2 separate regions of the Homo sapiens genome follow, and region 2 is linked to region 1. Evidence: chromatin loops called from intact Hi-C (ENCODE). Cell type or tissue: CD14-positive monocyte. All regions are shown on one strand.

What was found. Peaks named below come from ENCODE experiments on the same cell type or tissue, not always from the same donor. Only the 100,000 strongest peaks of a DNase experiment are listed, where the experiment ranks them.
Region 2: a loop joins it to region 1, with 1.8 times the contacts of the local background. A loop is called at or near these places in 3 of 110 quality-filtered maps.

What each region holds. Positions count from the first base shown.
Region 1 is chr21:38,330,189-38,338,188 of GRCh38, reverse strand. It overlaps LINC01423 (long intergenic non-protein coding RNA 1423), which reads left to right. Exons shown (of 6, transcript NR_110545.1): 2 at 4,813-4,873; 3 at 5,157-5,227; 4 at 5,712-5,763; 5 at 6,401-6,468. Among named protein-coding and RNA genes, the nearest start is that of LINC01423, 12 kb to the left of the region's middle. RefSeq lists enhancers at 3,014-3,183, 4,286-5,485. In CD14-positive monocyte, CTCF peaks have their summits at 4,074, 4,605 and 4,952; no DNase peak of the experiment used is centred here.
Region 2 is chr21:38,264,474-38,272,473 of GRCh38, reverse strand. The region is part of intron 1 of KCNJ15 (potassium inwardly rectifying channel subfamily J member 15); the gene reads right to left. Among named protein-coding and RNA genes, the nearest start is that of KCNJ15, 11 kb to the right of the region's middle. RefSeq lists silencers at 2,553-2,602, 4,033-4,102. In CD14-positive monocyte, no CTCF peak of the experiment used is centred here; DNase peaks (open chromatin) are centred at 3,383, 4,113 and 4,903; H3K27ac peaks cover 3,496 bases.

The DNA.
Region 1 (8,000 bases):
TTCTTAGCAGATCTAGGGAGGGAGAAAGAACCTGGATGAGAGTAAAGAGCGCAGGCATGTGAGTGCACAGGGAGGTCTGGAGCACCAAGCTTGGGAATGCCTTTGGGCTTTCTTTGCTTTGACCGAGCGCCTTGCTGTATATAACAGGTAAGGGCAGGCCACATACTTTAGTTTTCCTCCAGGTGCCTTGCACAACGCTTCGCCTATAGAAGGCACCTACTGACTATTTGTCTTATAACTGAGCAAGAGCTTTGGGATTTGCCCTGTGCCCACTTGGCACAGCAGTGGGCCTCTGTGGGAGGGACTGAAAATCACCTGGAGATTTCCTTTAAAAAATAAAAAACAAAAACACAATCATGCCCCTCCCAGGATCTGTACCTTCCTGCCTGGGGAAAAGGCACCTGTGGGGGCCAGTAGGCATGAATCAGTCCACATCCCGAGGTGTGTACAAAAGAGAAATCTGTGTTTTTTATTTACTTAAATTTTATTTCAAGAGAACCATTTCTTCACCAAGCTGGATCATTTCCTGAAAGTTCCTCTTTGTAAAGGGCTGAATTCGGACTCCTAAAATTCTTCTGTTGAAGTTCTAACTTCCAGTACCTCCGAATGTGATGGTATTTGGAGACAGGACCACTAAAGAGGCAATTAAGTTACTATGAGATCATTAGAGTGGGCCCTAAATCCATATGATCAGTGTTGTAATGAGGATATTAGGACACAGACAGGCACAGAGAGAAGCCCATGTGAAGACACAGGCAGAAGACAGTCATCCACAAGCCAAGGAGAGAGGCCTCAGAAATAGCCAAGTGACACCTTGATCTTGGACTTCTGACCTCTAGAAGTGCTACAAAAAAAAAAGTCTGTTGTTGAAGCCACCCAGTCTGTGGAATTGTTGGGGCAGCCCTAGCAAACCAAGGCACTTTCCTTACTCTGTGACCAGATCATGGTCTCAGGGACATATGTAGGTTGTGGAACTGCTGAGTGGGGTGGGGGCAGGAGTGGATCCTCTGGTCCTCATTGGGCCTCATCATCAGTCTATATACATTACAGTCCATTGACTGGCCCTTGGGGCAATTAGGCCTGAGGTTCAAAGCCCCATTTGGGGTGAAGATACCTTTCTCAAGTACCTAAGAGGACCAGGCAGCTGCCGCCTTCCTGGGACCTTGCTGAGCTATCCCAGTCTCCTCCCCACACCCCAGGAGAATATCTCCCTGACCTGGGGAAAATTGCCTGATCTGGGGAAATGTTCCTTCTGTTTATTGGTCCAGTATTTTTTGTTTCTACTCTGATCTGATTTGGTTCTGTGTCCCCATCCAAATCTCATGTTGAGTTGTAATCTCCAGTGTTGAGAGAGGGACCTGGTGGGAGGTGATTGGCTCATGGGGGGTGGACTTCCCCTTTTGTTGTTCTCGTGATAGTGAGTTCTCATGAGATCTGATCATTTAAAAGTGTGTGGCACTTTCCCCTTGTCTCTCTCTCCCTCCTGCTCCACTATGGTAAAACGTGCTTCCCCTTCACCTTCCGCCATGATTGTAAGTTTCTTGAGGCCTCCCAGTCATGCTTCCTGTTAAGCCTGCAGAACTGAATCAATTAAACCTCTTTTCTTAATCAATTACCCAGTTTCAGGTAGTTCTTTATAGCAATAATGGGCTAATACATACCCCTAAGCCCTTTTATTTTGCCAGCTCAGTAGATTCTCTGAAATCCCCCAGGGGCTTAGACTTCCAGAAGACCAAAGCTGGGCAATTTCTGCCTTTATTTCTACTGCATCCCACCAGGGGACAGTGAACACAGAGCCCACTCACTTTTTAAATAAGGGACAGGAATAGGACGATGAAAACCTCTGGCATCCACACCTAACTGACTTTTCCCAGGTGATTGGAGAATGCCTCTCTGTCTCTCCATCTAGAGCTCTAGGGAGAGGGGTACCCCAGCATGGGAACTTCACACGGGAAATGCTCAGTGAGTGTTGGATGGCTCACCTCATACTGGTTGGCAGAGCATGAGAGTGGAACACACTGGTTTGGATTTGGGGCATGGGCAGGTGGACTCAGATGAGACCAGGGCTCTCATGAGGATGCAGCTGTGCAAATTAAGCACTTCCCCAGGCCTCAGCAGCCTTGGGGTGCAAATAGGTCACAGCATGTTAAAAAAAAATCAGGCTCAGCCCCTACTGACTCTTCCAGGACCTCTTTCATGTGCCTCCATCTCTCCCAGAGACCTCTTGGTGTCCTCCGGTTGGGCTCTCATGCTCATTACCAAGGGCATCCAAGTCAAGTTGCGATGTGGTTCTGTATTCTCCTCCCCACTCAGGTCTGGCTCATGGAGGGCACTTTTTACCATGAACACTGGCAAAGCCACCACCATGACTGATACTTGTTATTAGGGGCTGCTGTTGCCTATGACGTATGCCAGTGGCTAAGAAGCTGGGTAGTGGGTTGAATGGTGACCCCCAAAAGATACGTCCGAGTCCTAATCCCGAGTACCTGTGAATGTGACTTCATCTGGAAAAAAAACATCTTTTCAGATATAATTAAGGGAAGGATCTGCAGATGAGATCATCCTGGATTGATTAGGTGGGCCCCAAATCCAATGACAGGAGTCTTCAGAAGAGACAAAAGAGAAAACACAGACAGAAAGAAGAGATTGGAGTGACACAGCCGCAAGCCAGTGGATGCCTGGAGAGACCAGAAGCTGGAGGCGGCAAATGGCAGATTCTCCTCTTGAGTCTCCAGAGGGTGCCATGGCCCTGTGGACCCTTTGACTTCAGATTGCTGGCCTCTAGAACTGTGAGACAATACATTTCTGTTGTTTTAAGTCACCCTATTTGTGTTAATTTGTTGCTGCAGCCACCACCGTCCCAAGGGAAGGTGCCGATGTTGTCTGGGAAGCTGTTTCTGCCCCAAGGCTGCGGCAGACTCTGACTCTCCACTCACCCTCATGGCTCCATTCCAAGTGGAGTGGGGAGAATATTCCCCATATGGGGAATTGAACTCCTCCACTGCAACCAATGCTCCTAGTACTGGATGTATCTGTAGATTCTTCCGCTTCTTTGACCCAGCTTTTCTCCAGCCACAGCCCTGCAGCAGGTCTGGGTGGAAGGTCAGCTGGGGCACGTGATGACTAGCATGGACTCCAGATGGCTCTTGGCCACTGTCAGGGCCTGATGTCCCCGACGATGACCTAATGGCATGACAAGTCACCAGTTCAGCGGCCACAGGGGCCGGCGGGTTCTGTGAAGGAGGAATGGGGGTGGTGTGGCAGAGGGGACAGGGAATCCCAGCTGCAGGGGCAGCGGCAGCTCCTCCCCTCCATGGAGCCATGAGATCATGTAGGTCCAAAGCTGTCAAGTCTCCAGGATCCAGACAACAGTGTGAACTTTCTCAATGTTTAGACGTTGGCTCAAAACATTTAAAGAAAACATATGCCCTCTACAAGGGACCTTTGCACAAAGGATCTCAGTGGGAATCTTTATATTCTTAGGGACCCACAGATGGTCTCAGGTCGCTAGAAATCTCTAAAGGACACACAGACCTAAGAAATGTTTTGTGGTTTTTTTTTTTTTTTTCTGAGGAGGATCTCTGTAGACTACATCAGTGTTCAGAGAATCCAAAATATTAGGTGTCCCTGACTTATGATGAGATATTTTGTTTGTTCATTTTCTAAAAGGCTTCTTGAGCCTATGCACAAATCTCTCCTGGAAATTCTTCCCTTTGTTGGGTCTGAACTTGTGTGCATGTTGCTTAGGTTCAAGCCCCTGGCTGCCTGTGGTTTTTCTAAGTGTGGGCCAGAGAAGGTTCTAGAATAATCAGTGAGATTAATGCCATACATCGGTGCTTTTGAACTGGGGCCTATGTTCCCCCAGGGCAGCTACAGGAGAACTGTGGGTACAGCTTTCTGGGGCACCATTTTTTTCAGGTTTCGGGCAATTATTAATGCTACATTTAATATAAAATAGACATGGGTATAGCATGGAAAGAAATGTAAAATTCTCATGAATTATTAAGATAAATACAAGACTTCAAAAACATTCCATGCAAGTTATGGGGCTGCTTCGGGTTATCCCTCCAGACCCCCGGTGCTCATTTGCCCTACTCCACAGCTAGAGGGACCCAGTAGAACATTCTGAGAAGCTCTTCCCTACATAGCACCAAGGACTTGGCAAAACTTTGTCTACTCTTAATGGTCCATGGTTTACCCATGTTCCTTTACAAAAGGAGCTGAGGAGGCGACAGGCATTTGGGGCTTTGTAGAAATTTAAAGTATGGTGCAAAGATTCACAGCCTCAAGGACTCCTGGAGTCACCTGGAGATCTCTTGGCAGGACCTTCGTCTCTAGGATCATTTATGTTATGTGGGAGATCAGATCAAGTACACCCTGGCATGGACTTCCCCTGACGCTGTGCTGGAGCCTGGCCTCTGTGTCTGTCCTGGCATCTGCCCAGCGGCCTTCAACACAGTAAGGGCCTAAATTGGACCTTCACACTTGACACTGGCCAATGTGCCTGCCTTGTTGTTATCCTAACTGAGTCCTGAGATGAAGCATGTTCTATGCTAAGCACATCATCTAAGATACATTCTCTGTTTCAGACAGAAAATGCAGCCCCAGAAGAATATACTGCATTAAGATCTGCATTCACAGATACCTCTAAGTATTGGAAACTGTATAACTTGGTGTTGCTTGCCAAGTGTATTTAAGCTCCCAGGACTGTAGAAGATTGGCATTGACTCAGGGATCTTACCATAACAACTCATAGTTTGGTGGGAGGAAATAAAACTCAGTGATTTAACTAAACTACTCTCTTTTAAACAGGACCCTCCACTTTTCCACCAGTTTGTCCACCGGTGAAAAGGAGAAGCCAGCCAAGAACCAGGTTTGTGCTGATATTTCCTTGAGCCATTTTGCTAGAAGTTAACAGAGGCTGGGCTCCTGGCTCCACTGCTTCTCTTCCTGGCTGTGGAACCTCAGGCAATATTCCTATTACCTGCCCTCAGCTTCCATTTCCGCATCTGTAAAGTGGAGATGATAGAAATCCAATAGCGATAATAGTTGCAAGAATTAATTAAACTGGCATACATAAATTTCTTATCAGGGTGCCCAGCACATTAGAAGTGATTAATAATTCTGAGATTTTATTTTTTCACTTGATCATACAGCAGCTTCTGGCTACCTTGATCAGAAGGTTGATGAAGGCAATGAAACAAAGATGGAAAAACACATCACACAGGTAATTGCCTGTGCTCTTCCGCCTCCAGAGTGACACAGGTGCCTGGAAGGCATGTTAGGTTGGGGTGGAGCCAGGGGAGGGGTCCAGCCAGAAAGAGGATCTGGGATGAAAGGCTGTTGCTGCCTTCAGAAAGCTCAGTGACTGGGGAGACAAACATGTTTCAAACAAGGGGCCATAGTGGCATTTGGCATATTGTAAACTAGAGGCTTATAGAAGATGCTAAGAGAGGTTTGGAGAGTGCTGTGGTTTGAATGTCCCCTCCAAAATTCATGTTAAAATTTAATTGCCAGTGTGACAGTATTTAGAGGTGATGAGGCCACGAGGGCTCCACCCTCAAGAATTGAATAATGTTGTTACTGCCGGAGTGGGTTAGTTTTATGAGAGTAGGCTGCTTGTACTAGTGAATTTGACCCCCTCTTGCTCTCTTGCTCTCTCATGCTGTCTTGCCTTCCACCTTCTGCCATGGGGGTGACACACCACAAAGGCCCTTACCAGATGCCAGCATCTTGATATTGGACTTCCCAGCCTTCAGAACTGTGAGCATATATTTCTTTTCTTTATAAATTACCCAACCTGTGTTTATAGAAACACAAAATGGTTAGAAAGTTGGTACTGAGAATTGAGGCTGTTACTATAACAAATACCTGAAAATGTGAAAGTAGCTTTGGAACTGGGCAATCGATAGAGGTTGAAAAAATTTGGAAGAGTAGGCTAGAAAAAGCCTACATTTCCATAAACAGAGTAGTAAGGACAATTTTGGAGAGGGCTCAGAAGAAGAGGAGAGCTGTAGGGAGAGTATGAAACTTCTTACAGATTACTTGAGTGGCCATGATCAGAATGTTGTTAGAAATGCTGAGTGTAAAGGCCATTCTGATGAGGTCTCAGGTGGAAAAAGAGGGTATCTTTTTGGACACTGGAGTAAAGAGCATCCTTGTTATGAAATGGCAAAGAGCGTGGTCAAATTGTGTCCATGCTCAAGGGATTTACAGAAGGTGGAATTTAAGAGTGCCCGACTAGAATATCCAGTAGAAGAAACTTCTAAGCAAAATATTGGAGGAGTTGTGCAGCTACTTTTAACTGCATATAGTAAGATCCAAGAGGGGAAAAATGACTTAAAGATGGAATTTATAATTTAAAACAAAAGCAGAACAGAAAAATTTTTTAAATTTTCAGCCTGACCATTTACAGAATGAAAATGTGTTCACATGAGGAAACCAAGGGTGTGGCCAACAAACCGTTGGGTAAGGAGACTCGTACAGATGGAAGGGCTCATCAAGACAGTGGAAGAATGACCCCAAAGGCATTTCAGAGATCTTCAAAGCTGCCCTCAATGACAGGTCCAGAGCTCTCAGAGGACAGAATGGTTTTTGGGGATGGGCCTGGATGCCCTCTACAGGCTCACTGTCCAGGGCCACATTGGGTCTCTGTTTTTACATCCTGGTGCAGTGATTCTCCACTGCTCCAGCTGTGGTTCAAGTGGCCCCAGTTGTGGCTCAATCTACTGCTCCAAAAGGTGTAAGCTGTAGACATTGGCAGCATCTACATGGTGCTAATTCTGCAGGCATGTAGAATGCAAGAGCTGTGGGGCACAGTGACCTCCACCTAGATTTTAAAGGCTGTCACAGTCTACCTGGGGGCCCAGGCAAAGACTTGTCATGGAGGCAGAGCCATCACAGGGAGCTCTATTCGGGCAATGCTGAGTCTAAATGTGGAGTTGGAGCTGCTGCAGGGGCTGTGCTGTGCCTAGCGGAGCCAGGGTCATTTCTGAGACCCCAGAACTGTAGAGCTACCAGCTTGAAATATTAACCTGGGAGAGCTGCTGGTGCCACACTCCAACCCGTGAGACCTGCTAGGTAGACTGAACTCAGCAAAGCCATAGGAGCAAGGATGCCTGAGTTCCTGGGAACCCAACTCCTGCCCCAGAGTGCCCAGGACATGGAGTCAAAGCAGATTATCTCTTTCTTCTTGCTTATTCTTCCCTTTTGGAATGGGAATGTCTATCTTATGTCTGTCCCACCATTGTATTTTGGAAGCATGTAGCTTGTTAATTTCACAGTTTATAGCTGGAGAGGAATTTGCCTCAGCATGAATCATGCCTTGAGTCTCCCCGATTTCTAATTCAGATGGGACTCTGGGCTTTGGACTTTTGAGTTGATGCTGAAATGAGTTAAGACTTCTGGGGCATCAAGATAGAATGAATGCATTTTGTATGTCAGAAAAACATTAGTTTTGGGGGGGCCGTGGTTGGAATGCTGTGGTTTGAATGTCCCCCTCCTGCCTTACTCTGTTTTCTGTTGCTAAAATTGAATAACTGAGACTGGATAATTTATAAAGAAAATAAATTCATTTCTTACAGTTCTGAGGAAATCCAAGGTTGAGTGGCCACATCTGGCGAAGGCCTTCTTGCTGGTGGGGACTCTCTGGAGAATCCCAGTATGGCTCAAGACATCACATGGCAAGGGTGTGAAAATGAGAGCCACGCTGGCTTTTAAACAGACTCATTCCTGTGATAGCCCATTAATCCATTAATTCATGTATGGATTAATCTCATGAAGGCAGAACCCGCATGACTCACTGACCTCTTAAAGGCCCCACCTATTAATACTGCTACATTGAGACTTTTCAACATACTTTTTGAAGGGGACAAATAATCAAAACACTGCACTTCCAAAACTTGTGTTGAAATGTAATGGCCATTGTGATGGTATTAAGAGGTGGGACCATTAAGAGGTGATTAAGCCATGAAGGCTTCACCATCATGAATAGAATAATG
Region 2 (8,000 bases), 66 kb after region 1:
AGCAGGGGGAAGCCTGTGTACAACCCACACCTGCAGGCTACGTGCTCCTGTGCTGGCTGAGCCGGTAGGCAGGAACACACTCTCCACCCCAGCTTGCAGAAGCTGAGCATTCAGGCAGAGCCTCGGTCCCACCGCCCAGCTGCCCTCATCCGTGTCCAAGGACAGAGCCCTTGAGCCACGAGGGCTTCTGGCACATGGCTTCAGTTTTTATGGGTGAAAGACAGTCCTCTGGCATCATTAAGGTATTTATATCTGAGATAGCTCCAGATTTCTTAAAAGCTATTTGACAACAAAAACTGCCAAGCAGAATTAACTACCACAGAGGCCTGGAAAGCAGCACAAGTAAGTTTTTTAATTCTTCAGAGGTGGTAGAAGTCACCAGAAATTCTCCCTCTTGAATTCTCTCTAAAGGGCTCTGGATCCTTGGAAAAATGATCTGGTCAAGCCTCATACTTTAGTAATTCTTAAAACTGTCATGGTCCCATGCTTTCTGTCTCAATTGTGGCACCGGATCGCAGGTTTTGGCCGTTTCTTTTTAAAGCAGCCTCTAACGGTGGAGAAATTATTATAAACAAATGGGAGCATGCTAGCAGCTTCCCATGACAGTGGGTGGATCTCACCTGCCTTCGGTTTAGACAAGCACCATGTGAATTTCTATGGGCGTTTTCTTCCCTGTGCCATGTGTTCCTATAGTGACCTTCTGCACAGGATGGGCATGATCTGCATGGAACAATGATGGCGACGTCTGGCAGCCCAGGCTTGGGGGATCGTGTGGCCTAAGCAGTGTAGCACACAAGCTCATTGCCTTCCATTGAGAAGAATACTCAAATACACCCAGCTCAGTCTCCAGGACTTCCCCTTATAGGACCACATTAGCAATGAGAGAGCTCCAGGAAAGACATATAAACACATTTCAACTGCTTAGGAAAAGCAGGAATCGCATGCCTCTTTTAAACTGCAAGTGTTTCACTGATTTTCACTTTCCACTCACTCCTCTGATCTCTGTTGCCAAACGATAAACCAGTTTAATTATGTTGCTTCCGCCTGAGTTTGGCTTCATCTTTTCCTCTTTAGTTTCCACCTGGGATAGGAGGAGGCCTGGTGAAGAGTTCTAGGCCACATTAGGAGAACAAGCTCTTCTGTGTCCTGCAAAACCTCCGGCAAATGACCCAGCCCCTCCGAGCTTCAGTTTTCTCAATGATACTGGGAGATGGGGTCAGACTAGCTTCTCTGAAACCTCTTTAAGTTTTAGCTTTCTATGAAGGGAAATTTAAAGAAAAGCACAGAGAGACGGACTAGACTCTATTCGGGGCTTATTTAAGCAGCTACACCAACTTTACAAGAGCATCTTTTCTTGAAGATGCCCAACCAGGTTTTGTCCCTGAGAGGATTTGGAAAGGTCCACTTAGCAGAAACCCTGCTGGCCTGGGGCTCCCCAATGTCCAGATGGACTCAGCTTCACCAGATCAGTGTTGTTGCCACTCAGAAATGCCTTTGGCTGTTGGAGAAACCAGGCTGTATGCCTATCTGCTGCATATGAAATTCCTGATGATGCATGCAACGTATAGGGAATTCTACATTGACCCAGGTAGAACAGTTACACACTCCCTTAAATATGAATACACTTATGAACCTTTTCAGTCTGTTACTATAATGCAAAGAATGCAGAATCAAGTTTTGCCTTGGTCTTGCCATAAATACACTGCTCTGGTCAAATTTGCTGATTTTTTTTTATGTTCTCTTAGTTTTGACAAAACGGGATGATCACAAGTTCATTTGATATTATGCCATGTTCAACTTCGTGTTGGGCATTTTGGTGATAGGGAGGCAATATGCTATAGTGGGAAAGGTACAGGGTAGGAGCCAGACAGACTTGGGTTCAAATCTCAGATCTTCAGGTTATGACCTTCTAGGAGGAGTTAAAGTGTGAAAGCCTAGCCCCTGGGGTCATCCTGAAGATGGAGTGAGATGCCTTCTGAAAGGCAACTGGGCTAGTGACTTTGGACAAGTCACACTGTCTCCCTGATCTTCAGTTTCCTCATTTGTAAAAAGAGAGATAATAAATTTCACATTGCATTAGGCTAGGATTACAAATGCTGAGCTGCATGCACTCAGCTCAGGGTGCAAAAGGGAGCTGATTCTAGCTCAGCCAAGTCCAACGTGCTGTCAGCCCTCCAGGGGCTCGTAATCTGATTGGAGATATGGGATACACCAACACCGAATGAATCAGGACACAGCATCTGATTAGTCCTTAGTAGCAAAGAGACACACTAGGTTTTGTTCAGCCTGGAGAAGATAACATTTAGAAAGTGTAGAAGAGGTAAGGCCCCATCGGGAAGGGAAAGCTGAGTCTTGACAGGCCTTGAAGGGCTTCGAAGCTACATAATGAGATTCTAATAGAAAAGGGAAAGAATGCTTTCCAGGAATTGGAGCTGCAAAGGCAATGGCAGTGAAGTGGGGAAGCATACAGGAGCAATTGAACAGGGCGGGGGGCCTTGCTGGGGAGCGGTGGGAAGAAGTGTGGGTGAAGCAGAGTCAGGCCATAGGGTTCCTGCATGATACAAGTAGGGGCATCCCACAGAGAACCCCAGGGTGCAACAGTGGTGTTTTACAGTGGTCACTTTCAATAGATCCAGTTAAGCCTGCTAAGAATTACCAGCAGCTCTGTCTCCCAGGGACACTTTGTGCTCTCCTCGTGCAAAACTTGCTCTCTGTCCCCTCCTCTCTGGTTTCAGAGAGTATTGTGGTTTCTCTCCACACCAGCTTAAGCACTGTGTAGTCAATTTATAGTTTACAGGGATTTCCCACACACCCATATATGTTTTCCACTGAGGTCGGTGCTTTTTCCTAGACCCACCCAAATTCCAGAGCAAGGCTCACTTGCATGCCAAGTTGATTTTCTTTTTCTTTATCCCTTCTTCTCCTTATAAAACAGAGGAGATAGTTACTTTTTTAATGTTTCTGTGTATTTTTAACAGAAATGAAAGAAGCAACCCCAGAAAAAAACAATGACAAGGGTAATTTCGGATTCAATTTGCATTGACAACAATAGTTGTTCATAGAGGCAAACCCAGCAAGTGAGTTTTTTCACATTGCAACTCTTGTTTATACAAGTTTGAGTGGCTATAGGGTATAACGCCTTTTATAAGTTTAAAAAAAAAGCTTGAAAGTTTTTAACGGACAGACTCTGGCTCTGGAATTCAGGCTTTCTTTACAAAGTAAGTTTTGTTTTGTTTTGTTTTTAGAACAAAAAGAACGTATGAAAAGGGAATCAGGTCCTTAGAAAGGAAATTAGGAATCATTCTGGTCATTTTGAGAATGCTCATTCCCTACTGATTCATAAGATAGAAGACAGAAGTGCTTTCCACAACACTTTCACAAAAAATCATGTCATTTAACTTCCTTGTTGTCCTGTGGCAGGAATTTCCCTGCCTTTTGTAGGTGAGAAACTAAGAAGTTGAATCACTTGTGGAGGATCCCTCAGCCCATAGGTGGGGACTCCAGTCCAGGGCTTCTACCACCAAGTCGAACCTTTCCTTCACCAGCTGCCTTAGGGACAAGCCTTGAGCTCAGCCTGGTCCTGGGGAAGAAGGAAGGTGGGGAACAGTGGGAGGGTGGCATCCTGGAGTGGAGAGAGAAGTAGCCCACCTCTGTCTCTTTCCCATATGCCCCATAATGTACTAAGAAATTGAAGCTCAGAACATTAGTGCACCTTTCCCAAGAGTATTGCTGCCAGGAGTCTGCACACCTGGAATTCACATCCAGGAAGGTCAGATTCCAAAGGCCAAAGTCTCTTTCCATGAGACCAGGCCGCCTCTCTCATTAGAATGACCTTCCATTTGTCAGGTTTCCACCATTACCTGTCAGGGGCTTTTTCTCACTCTCCTCCCACTTTCTTTTTTTTTTTTTTTTTTTTTTTTTTTCAGATTTTAAGTACTCTTGTCAGATATTTGTTTTCTCCTCTCCAAATGTTTCCAAACTGTGTGTTGTTACTCATTTGACTTTTGCTAAGAAAATTTAGGCTGTAATATTTTTTTTAAAAAATCCACCTACATAACTTTCAATACTGCTACAATGCAGCACTTCCTTTTTTGCTGAAGTTTGGCTTAATCACAGTACAGCACTGAAAAACCAGAATATAGTCCCAGCCAAAGAAACTTGAAACTGTAGGTAGGTTAGAAGTCAGTGGCAACCGATTGTTCTGAAGAAAACTGGCATTGTTTCCTTGTTCTCCCGCTTTCATTATTACTATCTTTGTCAGATCCTGTTTGTGTTCAAAAGGCTGCTGGTCTTATGAAAGGATAAACTTGAAACATCTTGCTTTAATCATTGCAGCAATTAGCAAATAACTGCATTATCTTTCCTTTTTTATTATAAACATATTCAAGAATAGACTTGTTTAGTTGTAGTTACTCAGAGCTTCTCAGAAAACTGAAGCGGGTTGCTCATAAAAACCAGGTATTCAACCTGTTCAGAAGGCGCCTGAGTTGCTGGAATCTTCCTTCATGTCTCCAGTAATTATGTGACTACAAGAACAGATGTAACCCCCTCTCCAAGCTAAGCATATACTTTTTAAGTCATGATAGATTTAACTGAGTGAATAACTCAGTTGACTTTGAGGAGGAAGGGGAATAGGTTTGTCAAATTTAGCAAAAAAGAGCATGAGAAACATTAACCATTAATAGGCTTGAAGACAGCCAGCTTCCAGGACCCTGAGAACTCTGCTCTGCCAGCCAAATGATAATCTCTCAGTTTCTCTCAGGCTTTTCATCTGAACTGAGTTGGCAAGGTGCTACCAAGCCTTCCTATTCCACTGTTTCTTCCCTTCAACTCCCTCCATCTCCTCTTCTCTGATATATGAGTCAAGGGTGGCGCCATTAACTGTGTCTTCCTCAGAAAGTTCCTACTGTTGGTTACCAGTGGGTCAGCAGACTCATTGCTCATCTATCTGCCTCTCTGAGAGTTCACTCTCCTGCAGCGTGGTGGGTTTTTCTTCTTCCCCATCCTTTGTAATTATATTCCCCAAGGTCTTGTGCTCATCCTCCTTTATTATATCTTTCTATTCTCTCTTGGCATCCTCTGAGTTACCCTACTGCCTATTCAGAGTCCCATGGTGTTAATCAATGCTCACTAACAGCATCTCCTCAGGGATCCAGTCTCTGTTTCCAACATCTCCTGGAATGAGAGCAGTCCAGAACTGACTCATCCAAAACTGAAGGCATATTATTCTCCCTAAATCCAGCTACATCTCCTGATTTTTGTTTCCTAACAATGGCGTCCTCATTCTCTCACCTCTCCCTCTTTAAGCAACTGTACTCCTGTATCCAATCAGTGCAAGCCCCAGATTCCACCTGCTGAATCTCCCTTGCACCGGTGTCTCTCCTGCCCCTTCCCACAGCCACCATGCTGGTCCAGGTCTTCATTCCTTTCACTCAGTCTCTCAAAATACCCTTTGAATTAGTCACTTGATCATCACTGCCAGACTGGTATTTCTAAAGTGCAGCTCAGGACCCAGAAAACCAAAATATTCAATGACTTCTCATTGCCTATGTTTAACTCCCACCTCCTGCAGCAGAGGCTTAAGGGTGTGGCTTCTAGAGATGGACAACCTAGCTTCAAAGGCCAGCTTCACCCCTCTCTGAAGCCTGTGTCCTCAGCGTGTTACTTAACCTCTGCACCCTGCTTTCCTCATCTCTAAAGAGGTTAGCAAGAAAGCCTGCCTGTGTGAGGATTAAGAAATACTTAGAGCCATGGAAGGATCTAGAACCAGAAATACCATTTGACCCAGCAATCCCATTACTGGGTATATACCCAAAGGATTATAAATCACTCTACTATAAAGACACATGCACACATATGCTTATTGCAGCACTGTTCACAATAGCAACGACTTGGAACCAACACAAATGCCCTGGAATCAACCCTAATGCCCATCAATGATAGACTGGATAAACAAAATGTGGCACATATACACCATGGAATACTATGCAGCCATAAAAAAAATAAGTTCATGTCCTTTGCAGGGACATGGATGAAGCTGGAAACCATCATTCTCAGCAAACTAACACAAGAACAGAAAACCAAACACCGCATATTCTCATTCATAAGTGGGAATTGAACAATGAGAATACATGGGCATAGGGAGGGGAACATCACACACTGGGTACTGTCAGCAGGGTGGGAAGCTAGAGGAGGGAGAGCATTAGGAGAAATACCTAATGTAGATGACGGGTTGATGGGTGCAGCAAATCACCATGGCGCGTGTATACCTATGTGACAAACCTCCACATTCTGCACATGTATCCCAGAACTTAAAGTATAATAAACAAACAAACAAACAAAAAGAAATACTTAGAGCCCTGCCTGGCCTTTCAGGAGTGCTCAGCACTGTTGGCTGCCAGCTTTGTCCTGACTGTGGCCCTCACTCTCCCATTCTTTCCCTGCAGTAAGCTCAGCCCCTGTGCACACTGCCGACCTCCCGCACCCTCCTGCTGGTGCATGGTAACTCCTCCTGCTCTGAAGGCTTCTCCCCGTCCTGACCCTGGAAGTCGTCTTGTTCTGCAAGGCACATCTCAAATGTCCCAGTGCCTCTTACAGTCATCCCAAAGGGATCTGGTCTTTCCCTCTCTGACTTTCCCTGGAACTTTGTCAGGGCCTCTCATGTCAATGTCATCACATTCTGCTGGACACTGCAGCCTTTCTTGTGCTTTGGGTGTTTTTCTTTACTGTTTCTCTACCTCCATGTCTTCCTATCCACACCTCTGTCCAGCAGCAGCCTGGAGGCTCCTTGAGTCCTTGATGTCACTTATATCTTCTAAATCGACATAAGACGGACCACCCAGCCTCCTGCAGAGTAAGCCCTTGGCAAGAATATACTTGGTGAAGATCACTGAGGGTTAAAGCCTGACTATTCAAAATCTGAGTGAGAGTTGATTTAAAAACCCATCAAATATACATTTCTACCAACCACAGGGCTAGCAAGTCAGACCATTTCTTCAGATACTGAAAACTAAGCAAAGTGCTGTGCAGAAAGTATCATTTAGGGAACATTCCCAGGATATTGGACTAGACATGTTAATATCCATAATTATACAATTCATGTTTAAATGTACATATCCTTATGCAGCCCTAGACTCTGAAATGCCATATACTGGCATAGGCTGCTCCCAGCTGCAATGAAATTCGCTTGATTGTAATCACAGAAAAGTGGCCCTTACAAGTTTTAGTCCTATAATATTTCATCTTTAAAATGGGTAAATGTTAGAAAATTCTCTTCAATTTAAAATTTAAAACACATTCAGAGCCAAATACCTTTATTGCCACAGGTATGCTAACACAAGCCAGATCTAGACATAGCGTTTGAAGGAGACTGAAATGATGCTAATTTTGTTGTTTTCTGCATTTGCTGCTCCATGGATCAAATCACCCCTTTCTAGCCTGGGATTGCAGTATATTCTTTCTTTTATTTTTTCCCCTTGTTTTCTTCCTCAGAATCAGACTTCCAGCCCACACTCCCATGCTGAACCCTGCTGGCTCCGTATTTACTTTTCTGTTTTATTTCAAGTGTCTTCATTTTCTTCTTTCCAAAATAACCTGCATGTTTTCTATTTCTCCTCTGTTGGGTTTACACAACTTCTATATCTTAAGCACATGGTTCCCTGTTTCTTGTCACTCCTTAATAAGATGTCTCCCTCCTTAATAACCCCACTTACGCAATTCTAGCAGCCAATCTATCACTTTGTAATATTCACCAAGGGAGAGAACACACCAGTTAGCCATTTTCACATACACATATTTTCAAAAGACTTCAGATAAAAAGGTCTCTGCTGTGCGTTTGCAGGATGAGGTAGATGTAAGTTCATGGTGAAAGTAAAGATGTAATTATAGCAAAAATTATGCCTTTCATGTCAGTGCCTGTGGATTCAATACATATTGCTTGAAGAATACCTTGGGCCATGCCCTGAAAGCACAAAGAAATAACTACATAAAATCTCCATTGT